Linked DNA regions of Homo sapiens: region 2 is linked to region 1. The links are chromatin loops, found by intact Hi-C in ENCODE. Cell type or tissue: CD4-positive, alpha-beta T cell. All regions are shown on one strand.

Evidence for each region. A loop is a pair of places that touch in the nucleus more often than their neighbours do. Peaks named below come from ENCODE experiments on the same cell type or tissue, not always from the same donor. Only the 100,000 strongest peaks of a DNase experiment are listed, where the experiment ranks them.
Region 2: it touches region 1 in a loop (2.6-fold over the local background); 3 of 110 quality-filtered maps call a loop at or near these places.

What each region holds. Positions count from the first base shown.
Region 1 is chr19:2,947,747-2,955,746 of GRCh38, forward strand. No RefSeq gene overlaps it. Among named protein-coding and RNA genes, the nearest start is that of ZNF77, 6.8 kb to the left of the region's middle. RefSeq lists an enhancer at 2,829-2,898. In CD4-positive, alpha-beta T cell, CTCF peaks have their summits at 3,408 (motif pointing right) and 3,607; DNase peaks (open chromatin) are centred at 3,075 and 3,445; H3K4me3 peaks cover 1,579 bases; H3K27ac peaks cover 1,535 bases.
Region 2 is chr19:3,425,240-3,433,239 of GRCh38, forward strand. The region is part of intron 3 of NFIC (nuclear factor I C); the gene reads left to right. Among named protein-coding and RNA genes, the nearest start is that of SMIM24, 51 kb to the right of the region's middle. In CD4-positive, alpha-beta T cell, a CTCF peak has its summit at 4,432 (motif pointing left); a DNase peak (open chromatin) is centred at 4,432.

The sequences.
Region 1 (8,000 bases):
GCTGAGGCAGGAGAATCACTTGAACCCAGGAGGTGGAGGTTGCAGTGAGCCGAGATCATGCCACTGCACTCCAGCCTGGGCAACAAGATCAAAACTCTGTCTCAAAAAAAAAAAAAAAAAAAGGAAAAGAAACACATAAATACTATAATAAATGTAGCAACGTACCTTGCAGAAGATCCAAAGGTTGCTTGTGGAATTGGGCAAGGGAATCTAAATTTCCAGAGTTAGTATGCAGTGGTGGAGAGAGGGTTGTCGGAAATCTAATGTTAAGTTTTAAAGCAGAGGAAACAGTGTGACTTGGTATTTGAGGTGTGTGCGCGCATTTTCTGTTTTCCTACCAGACTCTTCAGTTATGTGCAATTTCTTCTGTTCACTTAGTGTTTCTTAGGGTTGAAACTGAACATAAACAAATATGAAATTCGTGTTATACTCACATTACTCAACATATCAGGTAATTTGTGAAGACAGAGATGTTTCCTGATCAATTGTTCTAGCCGACTGACAGCCAATATCTACATAGAATTATTTCAAAGTCGCAGGGTGCGGTGGCTCACGTCTGTAATCCCAGCACTTTGGGAGGCCGAGTTGGGCGGATCACAAGGTCAGGAGATCAAGACCATCCTGGCTAACATGGTGAAACCCCGTCTCTACTAAAAATACAAAAAATCAGCTGGGCGTGGTGGCGAGTGCCTGTAGTCCCAGCTACTCGGAAGGCTGAGGCAGGAGAATGGCGTGAACCCAGGAGGCGGAGCTTGCGTTGAGCTGAGATCACGCCATTGTACTCTATCCTGGGCAACAGAGCAAAACTCTGTCTCAAAAAAAAAAAAAAAAAAAGAATTATTTCAAAGTCAATTGAGTGGCTGGGGGCAGTGGCTTACGCCTGTAATCCCAGCACTTTGGGAGGCCGAGGCAGGCGGGTCACGAGGTCAGGAGTTCAAGAGTAGCCTGGCCAAGATGGTGAAACCCCATCTCTACTAAAAATACAAAAATTAGCTGGGTGTGGTGGCGGGCACCTGTAGTCCCAGCTACTCGGGAGGGTGAGGCAGGAGAATCACTTGAACCCGGGAGGTGGAGGCTGCAGTGAGCCGAGATCACACCACTGCACTCCAGCCTGGGCGACAGCTCGAGACTCCGTCTCAAAAAAAAAAAAAAAAGTAAATTGAGGACACTGTAACACTCTGCTCTTAAACACCTCCCAAATGCTATTTTAGAGAAAAATCTGTATTTTTATCTAAAAGTCCACACTTCATATTCGCACTTTAGATAGTTAACAATCATTCCTTTATACCTAGCCCATAATCGTATTTCCTTCAATTATACCCCAAATGGTCTTTACAGCTGGTCCTCCGAAGATCCAACCCCAAACCAGGTATTGCATCTTCTTTTATTTTATAGTATTATATGGTCATGTTGAATTTTTCTTTTGAGGTGTAGTCTATGAATTTTTGTGTATGTATAGCGTTAACGGGTGAATTGCGTCCCCACAAATCCGTAAGGTGAAGGCCTAACCCACAGTACCTCAGAAGGTATTTGAAGATAGGCCTTTAAAGAGGCAATTCGATTAAAATGAGATTAAGGTGGGCTCAAATCCAAAAGACTGGCGTGCTATTCATTGCAGGGTGTTGAGCAGCACCCTAGACCTCCTCATCCACTGGATGCCAGTCGCCCCAACCCCATCCCCGGTTGTGACAACCAAGTCTGCAGACATTGTCCAGTGTCCCCTGGGCGTAAAATTTCTCCTCCCCTCTTTGATAATCACTGCTTTAGACTCTATTTGGTCTTAGAGTCTTTTCTCTGAAGTCCATCATTTTATCCGCCGTAACCCTGCTGTCTTCACTTAAGGGGTCCAAGACGTTTACAGGAGGGTGATAATGGTGATGATGAGCTGCCAATAATAATCCACACACAGCACTATTTGACAAATGCAGGTAATGTTATGTATTTTACAGACCTGGAAACTGAGGCACTTAGGGGCTTGGCAACTTGCCTAATATCACCCGAGAGCTGATTAAGGCTTGGGGCCAGGACTGGGACCCCAGGATGAAGCCCAGCTGAGCAGAAAACCTCTGTGCACAGGATGCAGCAATCAAGATAATAAAAATCAACTCCGACTGAGAAAGTATCTGCCTACACATTCATCAGGCTGGGAGGACAGACCCAGATGGTATCAGTTGGAAAATTAACAGAAAACAGTATTTTTGCCAAGGACACCTTTTTCTGAGCCATCAATGTCTTCTAGCTCGCTAAATGCCTTCCTTGCCCATTACAATCATACACAGTGATTGACATTTTATCAGTAAGAATAAACTTCCCTTTTCCGGCCGGAGGGTCTGATTTTCTTGGACACAGAGAATCCGTCTCCATTTCCAACCCAGGTGCAGGGCTCTGATAAGCGGTTTCCGGACATAACAATCTACAGCGGTCTTATCTTGTGGTTCCCAAGGAAACAGGTCCCGGCTGCACTTCGCAGCCCAGACCCGAGGGTGACCCCTTTACAAGCTTGCTCTTTGCCAAATGGAAACCACGCAGTATTTACATTTCACCTAAACCCCACCCTTCCCTCCAAATCCGATGGGTTACTCAGGCCTAGGATCCTCAGGCCTAGGGGGTCAAAACGCCCCGCGTCCCCAACCAAGACCCCTGAAGTCTAGCGGGGTTCCACTGGCCTCCGGAGCCTCCTCCCTGGGGCGCGGTGCCAGGACTTCGCCATTAAACGAGCCCGCCCCCTGCACTTTGAACTCTGCCCCCATCCTTTGACCCAAACCCCCCTACGCCCCGGCATCGGAGTCCCCTTGCTTGGCCTCTGCCACGAAGATACGGGGCCAGGTCCAGCAGTACAAGGAGGAGAAACCGCTCTCACGGGAGGCGCTGCGGCCACTGAGGGAGACGGCCGCCGCGGGTCACAGACGGATGCTTCCGTTTCCGGTTCCGGGGCGGCTGGGAGCTGAAAAGTGGGCTAGTAATGAGCTTGGGATTGGTGGAGCCTCAAAGATAGGCGGGACGACCTACGTCGTCCAATCGCTGAGCAGGAAAAGCTAGTTTCCGCCGTCTGGGAGATAATTGGCATTGTTGGCAGATCCGCCCCTCGAGGGCAAGTCTCGGGACAGAATCGCGCTGTGGGCGTGGCTTGTACTGGATCCTCCCCGGGGCGTGGCTAAAACAAGACCGAGGTCCCGGGACGAGGTTGGGGGCGTGGTCTTTCGCGCAATCCTCCAACGCCCAATTACCCTGATAAACAATAAACGCTAAAATAAGTAATAAATGCTCATTTCCTCCAGCCAACACATTCCTCGTGATAACATACTCCTGCACAAAGATATTCCCATTGTTGGGATTTTTCTTCCTTGAATGTCTGTTATTTCTTCCAGAAATAAGGTCATTTTTATGCATTTACATGTGGCTTTTCTTATTAATGAGTGCGTTGTGATGTTCCCTTCTGGCCACTAGATGGCCACGTAGCTCACATTTTCAAATTCGCGGATATTTTGTTTTAGTTGCTTTAGACATAGGTGTCCAATCTTTTGGCTTCACTGGGACACATTGGAATAATTGTCTTGGGCCACACATAAAATACAGGAACACTAACTATAGCTGATGAGCTAAAACAAGACAAAAATTGCAAAATAATCTCATAATGTTTTTTTTTTCTTTTTTTTTTTTTTTTTTTGAGACGGAGTCTCGCTCTGTCGCCCAGGCTGGAGTGCAGTGGCGCGATCTCGGCTCACTGCAAGCTCCGCCTCCCGGGTTCAAGCCATTCTCCTGCCTCAGCCTCCCGAGTAGCTGGGATTACAGGCGCCCGCCACCAAGCCCGGCTAATTTTTTGTATTTTTAGTAGAGACGGGGTTTCACCGTGTTAGCCAGGATGGTCTCGATCTCCTGACCTCGTGATCCGACTGCCTCGGCCTCCCAAGTGCTGGGATTACAGGCGTAAGCCACCACTCCCAGCCAATAATCTCATAATGTTTTAAGAAAGTTTACGAATTTGTGTTGGGTGCATTCAAAGCCATCCTGGGCTTCATCCGGCCTGCAGGCCCTGAGTTGGAGAACTTAGCTTTAGAGTTTAGACACAGGAAAAATGCAGGGGTCTTTGCCTTCCATTGTGAGGCATCATAACTAAGATTAGGAGGCCATCCTGACTTGTCCCCTTGTGTGACACCCAGCGGGCTCCGCATCCCTTGCATTCCCATGCCTGAGCACCTATCTCTTTTACAAGGTAAGCAGTCCTGAAGGATACCAGCAGACCGCCAGATGGGTTACAAATTCCTCATATCCGGTACTGCCAGCGAAAGAGAACAAAAGTCCCTTATTCCTGAATCGGCTTCATCAGCTTCCCCAATCTCCAGCCAATCAACACCAAAAAGCCCAAGAAGCTATTAGCTACAAATTCCTGCCTAAGGCCGGGTGTGGTGGCTCACACCTGTAATCCCAGCACTTTGGGAGGCTGAGGCGGGTGGATCCATCTAAGGTCGGAAGTTCAAGACCAGCCTGACCAACACGGTGAAACCCTGTCTCTACTAAAAATACAAAACTTAGCTGGGCTTGGTGGCACATGCCTGTAATCCCAGCTACTTGGGAGGCTGAGGCAGGAGAATCGCTTGAACCCAGGAGGTGGAGTTGCCGTGAGCCGAGATCGTGCCATTGCACTCCAGCCTGGGCAACAAGAGTGAAACTCCATCTCAAAAAAAAAAAAAAAAAAATTCCTGCCTTAAAAGGGGCCAGGGACTTCTTCCAGGCCCCACATGTGCAGCTAGAGTTAAGGTTTAGCTAATAGTAAACTTTTCCTCATTTTATTTTATTTTTTTGAGATGGAATCCCACTCTGTTGCCAACGCTGGAGTACAGTGGAACAATCAAGACTCACTGCAGCCTCCAAGTCCTGGGTCCAAGCGATTCTCCTGCCTCAAACTCCTAAGTAGCTGGGACTACCAGCACTTGCCAACACACCTGCCTAATTTTTGTATTTTTAGTAGAGACGGGGTTTCACCACGTTGGCCAGGCTGGTCTCAAACACCTGACCTCAGGTGATCTGCCCGCCTCAGCCTCCCAAAGTGTCGGGATTACTTTGGGATTACTGTGGCGTGAGCCACAGCGCCGGGCCAACATTTTCCTCATTTTAATAGTTAAAAAAAAAAAACCTGAGGCTGAGGCAGGAGAAATGCTTGAGCCCGGGAGGCGGAGGTTGCTGTGAGCCGAGATCGTGCCACTGCACTCCATCCTGTGTGACAGAGTAAGACTCTCGAAAACAAAAACAAAAACGAAAACAAAACCCACCCCTAGGTGGAGATTTTGTATGCTATTGATACATGCAATGTGTGTTAGAGCAGGCAGATGCTGAGTCCAACCGTAGGTCCACCTTTGCACACCTGACCTCACCGGTATTTTCTGACTATGTACGTACAGCCCCCAAAAAGGAATTTATCTTAAGGCACTAGCTGCTGCCTCTCCCTGTGAATAGTCTGCTCTGCCTCTTAGAGAGTACTTTCATTTTGCAATAAATTTCTTTGCTTACTCACACTTTGGACTTGCTCTCAAATTATTTGTGCAGTGAAGCCAAGAACCTGCCCAGCCCACCAGCAACAGTTGTAGCTGCCGGACAGGTTCTCCCTGCTCACTGCACAAACAAAATCGATTCACAAAGACCGTGGCATTGCAGTAAAAAGAGTTTAGTTGGCCTGAGGCTGGCTATGCCATGCAGGAAACGGAGTCATTACTCAAACCAAGCTCCCTGAAGGCTCTGTCGCCCAGGATGGAGTGTAGTGACATGATCTCAGCTCACTGCAACCTCCGCCTCCCAAGTTCAGGTGATTCTCCTGCCTCAGCCTCCTGAGTAGCTGGGATTAGAGGCACCCGCCACCACGCCCGGCTAATTTTTGTACTTTTAGTAGAGATGGGTTTTTGCCACATTGGCCAAGCTGGTCTTGAACTCCTGACTTCAAGGGATCCACCAGCCTTGGCCTCCCAAAGTGCTGGGATTACAGACGTGAGCCACTGCACCCACTCAGGGGTTTTTTGAAGATAGTTTGGTGGTCAGGAGGCTAGGGTCTAGGTGCTGCTGGCTAGTTGGGGATGGGATCATAGGGATGTGGAACACGGCCCTCATGCCGTGAGTCCACTTCTGGGTGGAGGCCACAGGATGGGCCAGGGGTGTCCATCTGGTTGTCAGAAATGCAAAAGCCTGGCCAGGCGCGGTGGCTCACACTTGTAATCCCAGCACTTTGGGAGGCCGAGGCAGGAGGATCACTTGAGGCCAGGAGTTCGAGAGCAGCCTGGCCAACATGGTAAAACTCCGTCTCCACTAAAAATACAAAAAAAATAGCTGGGCATGGTCGTGCATGCCTGTAATCCCAGCTACTCGGGAGGCTGTGGCAGGAGAATCGCTTGAACCCGGGGGGCAGAGGTTGCAGTGAGCCGAGATCACGTCACTGCACTCCATCCTGTGGGCAACAGAGCGAGACTCCGGCTCAAACAAACAAACAAACAAAAAAACCAGAGCGACTCCATCTTGAATAGGGGCTGGGTAAAATGAGGCTGAGACCTGCTGGGCCACATTCCCAGGAGGTCAGGCATTCTTACTCACAGGAGGAGATAGGAGGTTGGCAGGACAGTATCACAGGACACAGGTCACGAAGACCCTGCTGTTAGAACAGAACATGGTAAAGAAGCCGCCAAATCTCACCAAAACCAAGATGGCGAAGAAAGTGACCTCTGGTTGTCCTCATTGCTCATTATATGCTAATTATAATGTATTAGCATGCTAAGAGACACTCTCACCAGTGCCATGACCGTTCACAAATGCCATGGCAATGTCCGGAAGTTACCTTATATGGTCTGAAAAGGGGAGGAGGCTGAGGCGGGCGGATCACCTGAGGTCGGGAGTTCGAGACCAGCCTGATCAACACGGAGAAACCCCGTCTCTACTAAAAATGCAAAATTAGCCGGGCGTGATGGCACATGCCTGTAATCCCAGCTACTCGGGAGGCTGAGGCAGCAGAATCACTTGAACCTGGGAGGCGGAGGTTGCAGTGAGCCAAGATCGCACCATTGCACTCCAGCCCAGGCAACAAGAGTGAAACTCTATCTCAAAAAAAAAAAAAAAAAAAAAAAAAAAAAGACGTGTGTGTGTGCACACAGAAATGTGTGCCTATTGTCTAATAAATACTCATAAAGCATCTTCTATGTCCCAGACTCTGTTTTCTGCACTGGGAAACACAGCAGTAAACATCACACATATCCTTCTCTATATCCTTTAGATTCCAATAGGGAAGGACAGAAAGTTAACCATGTTGATAAATAGCATGTTAATAGATATATCCCAGCCGGGCACGGTGGGTCATGCCTGTAATCCCAGCACTTTGGGAGGCCAAGGAGGGCAGATCACCTAAGGTCAGGAGTTCGAAACCAGCCTGGCCAACATGGTGAAACACCATCTCTACTAAAAAAAAAAAAAAAAAAAAAATAGCCAGGCAAGGTGTCGCATGCCTGTAATCCCAGCTACTCAGGAGGCTGAAACAGGAGAGTTGCTTGAACTCAGGAGGTGCAGGTTGCAGTGAGAGAAGATCGTGCCACTGAACTCCAGCCTGGGCAACAGAACAAGACTCCATCCCCCCATAAAAAAAGAAAAAATATTTGTGAAATGTATACACGCAGTTGTCCCTCAATGTCTGCAGGAGATTGCAAGATCCCTGCAGGTATCAAAGTCAGTGGATGCTCAAGACCCTGATATAAAATGGTGCAGTAACCAGACGCGGTGGCTCACGCCTATATTCCTAGCTCTTTGGGAGGCCAAGGTGGGAGGATTGCTTGAGCTCAGGAGTTTGAGACCAGCTTGTCCAACATAGTGAGACCTCATCTCTACAAAAAATACAAATATTAACTGGGTGTGGTAGCTGGGGCCTGTGGTACTAGCTACTTGGGAGGCTGAGGTGAGAGGATCACTTAAGCCTGGGAGGCCAAGGCTGCAGTGAGCTGAGATCACACCATTGCCTCCTACCCTGGGGGACA
Region 2 (8,000 bases), 480 kb after region 1:
TTGGGAATCATTTGCTTGGCACCACTCGTTTTACAGATGAGCAGACTGAGGCTCGGAGAGGTTAAGGGGCCTGTCCAGGGGCTACCAGGGAGCTGGGTTGGAACCCACGACTCTGAGCTCCCAGCTTCTGGGCTCTGAGGTGCTCACCCCATGGGAGACCCCAGAGGGTTCTACGGTCCCATGGGACGTTTGAGGGTTTTTGTTTGTTTTGTTTTGTTTTCATTCATTTATTTATTTTGAGATGGAGTCTCGCTCTGTCATCCAGGCTGGAGTGCAGTGGCACAATCTCAGCTCACTGCAAGCTCCGCTTCCCGGGTTCAAGTGATTCTCCTGCCTCAGTCTCCCAAGTAGCTGGGATTACAGGTACCTGCCACCACACCCGGCTAATTTTTGTATTTTTAGTAGAGACGGGGTTTCACCATGTTGGCCAGGTCGGTCTTGAACTCCTGACCTCAGGTGATCCGCCTACCTCGGCCTCCCAAAGTGCTGGGATTACAGGCATGAGCCACCGTGCCCGGCCTGTTTGTTTGTCTTAGAAACGGTCTCACGCTGCTGCCCAGGCTGGAGTGCAGTGACACCATCCTAGCTCACTGCAGCCTGGACCAGCTAGGCTCAAGCGATCCTCCTGCCTTAGCCTCTCAAGTAGCTGGGACTACAGGTGTGCACCACCATGCCTGGCTTTTTTTTTTTTTTTTTTTTTTTTTTTTTTTTTTGAGATGGAGTATCACTCTGTCGCCCAGGCTAGAGTGCAGTGGCGCGATCTCGGCTCACTGCATCCTCCATCTCCTGGGTTCAAGCAACTCTCCTGCCTCAGCCTCCTGAGTAGCTGGGATTACAGGTGTGTGCCACCACGGCTGGCTAATTTTTGTATTTTTAGTAGAGATGGGGTTTCACCATGTTGGCCAGGCTGGTCTCAAACTCCTGACCTCGTGATCCACCCACCTCGGCCTCCCGAAGTACTGGGATTACAGGCATGAGCCACCGCGCCTGGCTTTTTTTTTTAATTTTTTAAATATTTTTGTAGAGACAGAGTCTCACTATGTTGCTCAGACTGGTCTCAAACTCCTGAGCTCAAGTGATCCTCCTGTCTTGGCTTCCCAAAGCGCTGGGATCATAGGTGTGAGCCACCACACCCAGCCCTCATGGGGCGTCTAATAGATGGGTAGGACAGTGTAATTCTATGTTGTAGGGATAGGAAGTGGGAAAATTAACCTCACTTAGACCAGAGCAGTCACTTCCATCCTAGCCCCCAGCTCCTGCCCTTGGCCCCCACCATTTGTCCTTCTCACTATGGCCAGAGGACACCTGTGAGCCCCCAAGTCAGGGCCCGTCCCTCCTCTGCGCACAGCCATCCACGGCTCCCACCTCTCTTGGGGTAAAAGCCCAGGTCCTCCCTGTGGCCCACAAGGCCCTGCACAACCTGTCCCATCCCTGCCCTGTCCTCCCCTCCTCCCTCTCTCCCCGTCGTCCACTCCCAGCCACACAGACCTCCTCGCCGTTCCTCCAGTGCACCAGACCCAGTCCTGCCTCAGGGCCGCTGCACATTCTGTTACCTCTGTCTAAACAGCCAACTAACTGCTCGCTTGTTCTCTCCAGATCTCCCCTGGTCTCAGCTCAAATGCCCCCTTCTCAGAGAGGTCTACCCTAAACCCCTTCAGCATAAGCAGCCTCTGGCTACCCTCAATCTTTTTTTTTTTTTTTTTTTGAGACAGAGTCAGGCTCTGTCGCCCAGGCTAGAGTGCAATGGCGCAATCTCGGCTCACTGCCATCCCCGCCTCCTAGGTTCACGCCATTCTCCTGCCTCAGCCTCCCGAGTAGCTGGGACTACAGGCGCCCACCACCACACCCGGGTAATTTTTTGTACTTTTAGTAGAGATGGGGTTTCACCGTGGTAGCCAGGATGGTCTCGATCTCCTGACCCTGTGATGCACCCGCCTCGGCCTCCCAAAGTGCTGGGATTACAGGCATGAGCCACCGCGCCCAGCCTGGCTACCCTCAGTCTCAGCCCTCTGTTTTCTTTCCTTCAGAGGAAGTTAGTGATTGCCTATGGATTTGCTTAGTTGTTTAGTGACTGCACGGGTGTCTGCTCATCTCCCCAGTGGAATGTCACCTCCTCCAGGGCAGAGGCTTTGTCTGTCTACATCTCTGTTGTGCCCTCAGGGCTTAGAATGGGGCCTGATGCAGAGTGGGTGCTCAATAAATACTTGTAGAAAGAAAAGAAGGAGAGAGGGAGGGATGAAGCAGAGAGAAGAAGACAAGAGAGGATATATGGGGAGAGGAAGGAGGAGAGATGAAAAAGAAGGAAGGGGCCAAGTGCGGTGGCTCACGCCTGTAATCCCAGCACTTTGGGAGGCCAAGGCAGGTGGATCACCTGAGGTCAGGAGTTCGAGACCAGCCTGACCAACATGGTGAAACCGTCTCTACTAAAAATACAAAAATTAGTCGGGCATGTTGGCACACACCTATAATCCCAGCTAGTCGGGAGGCTGAGGCAGGAGAATCGCTTGAACCCAGGAGGCAGAGGTTGTGGTGAGCCGAGATTGTGCACCCTGGGCGACACAGCGAGACTCTGTCAAAAAAAAAAAAAAAAAAGAAGAAGAAGAAAGAAGGAAAGAAAGAAAGAAAAGAAAGAGAGAGAGAAAAAGAAGGGCCGGGTGCGGGGGCTTACGCCTGTAATCCCAGCACTTTGGGGGACTGAGGTGGGTGGATCACCTGAGGTCAGGAGTTTGAGACTAGCCTGATCAACATGGAGAAACCCTGTCTCTACTGAATATACAAAAATTAGCCAGGCGTGGAGGCACATGCCTGTAATCCCAGCTACCCGAGAGGCTGAGGCAGGAGAATTGCTTGAACCCGGGAGACAGAGGTTGCAGTGAGCTGAGATCGCGCCATTGCACTCTAGCCTGGGCAACAAGAGTAAAAACTCCGTCTCAAAAAAAAAAAAAAGAAAAGAAAAGAAAAAGAAGGAAGGGGCCAGGGCGCAGTGGCTTACACCTGTAATCCCAGTACTTTGGGAGGCCGAGTCAGGTGGATGACCTGAGGTCAGGAGTTCAAGACCAGCCTGGCCAACATGGCGAAACCCCATCTGTACTAGGAGGACACGGGAGGCTGACGCAGGAGAATTGCTTGAACCCAGGAGGAGGCGGAGGTTGCAGTGAGCCGAGATCACGCCACTGCACTCCAGCCTGGGGGATAGAGTGAGACTGTCTCAAAAAAAAAAAAGGAAAGGAAAAGAAGGAAGGAAGAGAAAGCGAGTGGGTGAGGCGTCCTTCTTGGAAGGACCGGAACAGGCATGCACAGGGAGGCTGGAAGGTTCTCGGAGGTTCACAGGCCTGAGGCCACTCCTCACTGGCCCCCGGTGACTCCTCCGTCTGTGACCCGGGTCCTCCGCGGCCTCCTGTGATCCCCAGACGCCTCTCTCCAAGCCAGATGTTGGAGGGAGGTGGGGGCAGCGGCGCTTGGCCTGGTCCCCTGGGGAGCTTGGGCGTCTGGTAGAGGAAATCACGTCCTCCCAGCTCGCCAGGGAGTCCCCCAGAGATGGAGCTGAGCAGGCGCTGCACAAACAGGAAACCCCGGTCGGGGGAGGCGGAGGGGGCGTGCTGACACCAGCTGGCCAGCTGGGTCAGCAGGAAACGGCTCTGGCCACTTCTCCTGGACACTCGGGGGCCACCGCTCTGTCCTCTTCAGAATGCGTGGCCCTGAACCTCCCAGCGCGGGGCAGGGTTGGTTCATTGCCTTCACTCAGCAAATGACTGTAACAGGGGGCCGGGTGCGGTGGCTCACGCCTGCAATCCCAGCACTTTGGGAGGCTGAAGCGGGAGGATCGCTTGAGCCCAGGAGTTCAAGACCAGCCTGGGTAATATAGCAAGACCCTATCTCTACCCAAAAAAAAAATATACACACACACACACACACACACACACACACACACACACTAGCCCCAGGAGTTCAAGACCAGCCTGGGTAATATAGCAAGACCCTATCTCTACCCCAAAAAAAAAAAAAAAAATATATACACACACACACACACACACACACACACACACACACACACACTAGCCAAACACGGAGGTGCATGCCTGTAATCCCAGCTACTTGGGAGGCTGAGGTGGGAGGATCGCCTGAGCCCAGGAGTTTGAGACCAGCCTGGGTAACATAGCAAGACCCTATCTCTACAAAAAGTAATAATAATAATACAAAAATTAGCCAAGGGTGGTGATGCGTGCCTGTAGTCCCAGCTACTTGGGAGGCTGAGGCAGGAGCATCACTTCAGCCCAGGAGTTCGAGGCTGCAGTGAGCTATGATTGCACCGCTGCACTCGAGCCTGGGCAACAGAGCAAAATTCTGTCTCTAAAAAAGAAAGATTGTAACAGGGGGACTGGCGGGGGTTTGGGTCTGCAGAACTGGACACAGCCCTGAGCTCCCTGCAGTCCGTGCTGCCCCCTGGGGGCCGGGAGAGGAACTGCTCCCACCGCCACCCAAAAGCCAAGAGCCTGTCCCACCTCCAAACCTACCAGGCTCCCTGGCTCTTTCCACTCCAACCCTGCTGGCCTGCAACTTGCCAAGTGCATTTCTACCCGGAGGCCTTTGCACGGGCTGTTCCCAGTGCCGGGAACATCGTGGCCCTCAGGGAGGTGATGAAACATCATCCCCATCGGAGAAGCCAACAGTCACGGGGCGGTTGCCAGGCGCTGTTCTCGGAGCTTTGCAGATTTTAACAAGTTCCTTCCTCTTATCCAGTCTCATCTTGAGGTCTGTAAAATGCCACCATCTCGGTCAGGCTTTCTCTGAGCCCTGGGTGTAAAATAGCCTCCCTCCCCACCCTAGCTAGTTCCCCACCAGCCGCCTGCCTTACCACAGGCTGATGCACCTCGCATTTGACTTAATGAGCTTTTAATTTGTAGTAAAATGTGCATGATGTACAATGCATCATTTTAGCCATTTTTAAGTGTCCAAGTCAAAGTGCACTAAGTACATTCACCTCTATCTAATTCCAGAACCTTTCTTTTTTTTTTTTTTTACCCCCAGGCTGGAGTGCAGTGGCGCAATCTCGGCTCACTGCAACCTCCACCTTCCTGGTTCAAGCAATTCTCATGGCTCAGCCTCCCAAGTAGCTGGGATCATAGGCACATGCCACCACACCCGGCTAATTTTTTGTATTTTCAGTAGAGATGGAGTTTCACCATGTTGGCCAGGCTGGTCTCGAACTCTTGACCTTAAGTGATTCTCTTGCCTCAGCCTTCCAAAGTGCTGGGATTACAGATGTGAGCCGCCGAGCCTGGCCTAATTCCAGAACATTTCATCCCCCCTAAAAGAAACCCCATCCCCATCAGCCACCACTCCCTGTCTCCTCTCCCAGCCCTGGTGCCCACGCATCCCCTTCTTGTCTCTGTGGCTTGGCCTGTCCTGGACATTTCAGTGAAATGGCTCATGCCTGTAATCCCAGCACTTTGGGAGGCCAAGGTGGGTGGATCATGTGGTCAGGAGTTCGAGACCAGCCGGACCAAGATGGTGAAACCCCGTCTCTATTAAAAATCCAAAATTTAGACAGGCACTGTGGCAGGTACTTGTAATCCCAGCTACTTGGGAGGCTGAGACAGGAGAATCGCTTGAACCTGGGAGGCATAGGTTGCAGTGAGCCAAGATTGCGCCACTGCACTCCAGCCTGGGCGACAGAGTGAGACTCCGTCTCAAAAAAAAAAAAAAAGAAAAGAAAAAGAAAGAAAGAAATGGCATCACACACTGTGTGGCCTTTTGTCTCTGGTGTCCCTCACTGAATGATGTCCTCAAGGTGCATCCATGTTGTAGCCTGTGTCAGAGCCTCGTTCTTTTATTTTTATTTATTTACTGGTTTTGAGATGAAGTCTCACTCTGATGCCCAGGCTGGAGTGCAATGTCGCGATCTCGGCCTGTAGCTGGGACTACAGGTGCCCGCCACCATGCCCGGCTAATTTTTGTATTTTTAGTAGAGATGGGGTTTCACCATGTTGGCCAGGCTGGTCTTGAACCCCTGAGCTCAGGTGATCCACCTGCCTCAGCCTCCCAAAGTGCTGGGATTACAGGTGTGAGCTACCACTACTGCGCCCAGCCCAAGGCCTCATTCTTTTTCTTTTCCTTCTTCTTTTTTTTTTTTTTTTTTTTTTTTTTGAGACAGGGTCTTGCTCTGTCCCCGAGGCTGGAGTGCAGTGGTGCAATCATAGCTCACTGCAGCCTCAACCTCCAGGGCTCGAGCTATCCTCCCGCCTCGGCCTCCCAAGTAGCTGGGACTACAGGTGTGCACCACCACGCCCAGCTAATTTTTGTACTTTTTGTAGGGATGGGGTTTCGCCATGTTGCCCAGTCCCGTCTCAAACTCTGGGGCTCAAGTGATCCACCTGCCTCAGCTTCCCAAAGTGCTGGGACTATAGGCACAAGCCACCATACCCAGCTAATTTTCGTATTTTTTGTAGACACAGGGTTTCGCCATGTTGCCCGGGCTGATCTCAAACTCCTGAGCTCACGAGATCCACCCACCTCAGCTTCCCAAAGTGCCGGGATTACAGGCATGAGCCACCACGCCCGGCATCCTTTTCACGGCTGAGTCCTATTCCAGTGTGTGGCTAGACCACGCTGTGTTTATCTCTTCATCTTTTGAAGGGACATTTGGGTGGCTTTCCAGTTTGAGCTGTGGTGAACAGTGCTGCTAGGAACATTCGTGGACTTTTGCTGACCTATTAATCTTGGCTGCTGTCTGTCGCTCACACTGGACTTTGAGTCTCACAGGGGCAACTGCTTCAGCCTGTATCATCTCCTGCTGTGCCGGGGCCCAGCTCAGAATCAGACACTGTGGATGCTTAGTAAACGCCTGTTGAGTCCATGAATCCCTCCTACAAGGGCGTCCGAGGGCAGGACAGGGCTGTCCCCAAGCTGTCTGAGGTTGGCCAAGGCTCCCGACCTCTCGGGGACAACTTCGATTTCCAAATCTGTGAAATGGGTCCAAACCACTCCAGTCGAGAGGACAGTCTCCCTTCCTTTAATATTAGGTAGGAGCAATGCTGGGGACACTGAGGGTTTTAACTGCGGCTTGTGGGCCTCCCATTCAACCCCCCATTTTAACTGACCCATTGCTGGGTGCCAAGCTCTGGTCTAGGCACGAAGGACACTGCAGGGTCGGGGCAGACAGACATCCCTGCCCACACGGACCTCCCAGTCTGAAGGGGAGAAGAACAAGAAGCCAGAGTATCTCGAAGGGTGACAGTGTGTAAAGCAAGCCAGCTGCCCCTCCCAGGCAGTTGGATACAGATCTCACGACAACCCCGATGATGGGATTGATGGTTTCACTTTTGCAATTAGGGAAACTTGGAGGCTGAGAGAGGGAAAGTGACCTGCCCCAGATCACACACCGAGGCAGGTGATGGAGCCGATGTGAGCCCAGGCCTCCGCTTTCCGCTCTTTTTTTTTTTTTTTTTTGAGATGGAGTCTTGCTCTGTTGCCCAGGCTGGATGGAGTGCAGTGGCGCAATCTCGGCTCACTGCAAGCTCCACCTCTCGGGTTCACACCATTCTCCTGCCTCAGCCTCCCAGGTAGCTGGGACTACAGGCGCCTGCCACCACGCCCGGCTAATTTTTGTATTTTTAGGAGACAGGGTTTCACTGTGTTAGCCAGGATGGTCTCCATCTCCTGACCTGTGATCCTCCCGCCTCGGCCTCCCAAAGTGCTGGGATTACAGACGTGAGCCACCGCACCCGGCTCCACTCGTTTTTTAAGAGAGGGTGTCGCCCTGTTTCCCAGGCTGGAGTGCAGTGGCACAACAATGGTTCATTGCGGCCTCCACCTCCCAGGCTCAAGTGATCCTCCAGCCTCAGCCTCCTGAGTAGCTGGGACTACAGGCACGGACCACAACACCTGGCTAATTTTAACACTTTTTGTAGAGATGGGGTCTCGCTGTGTTCCCCAGGCTGGTCTTGAAGTCCTGAGCTCAAGCGTTCCTCCTGCCTCGGCCTCCCACAGTGCTGGGATTA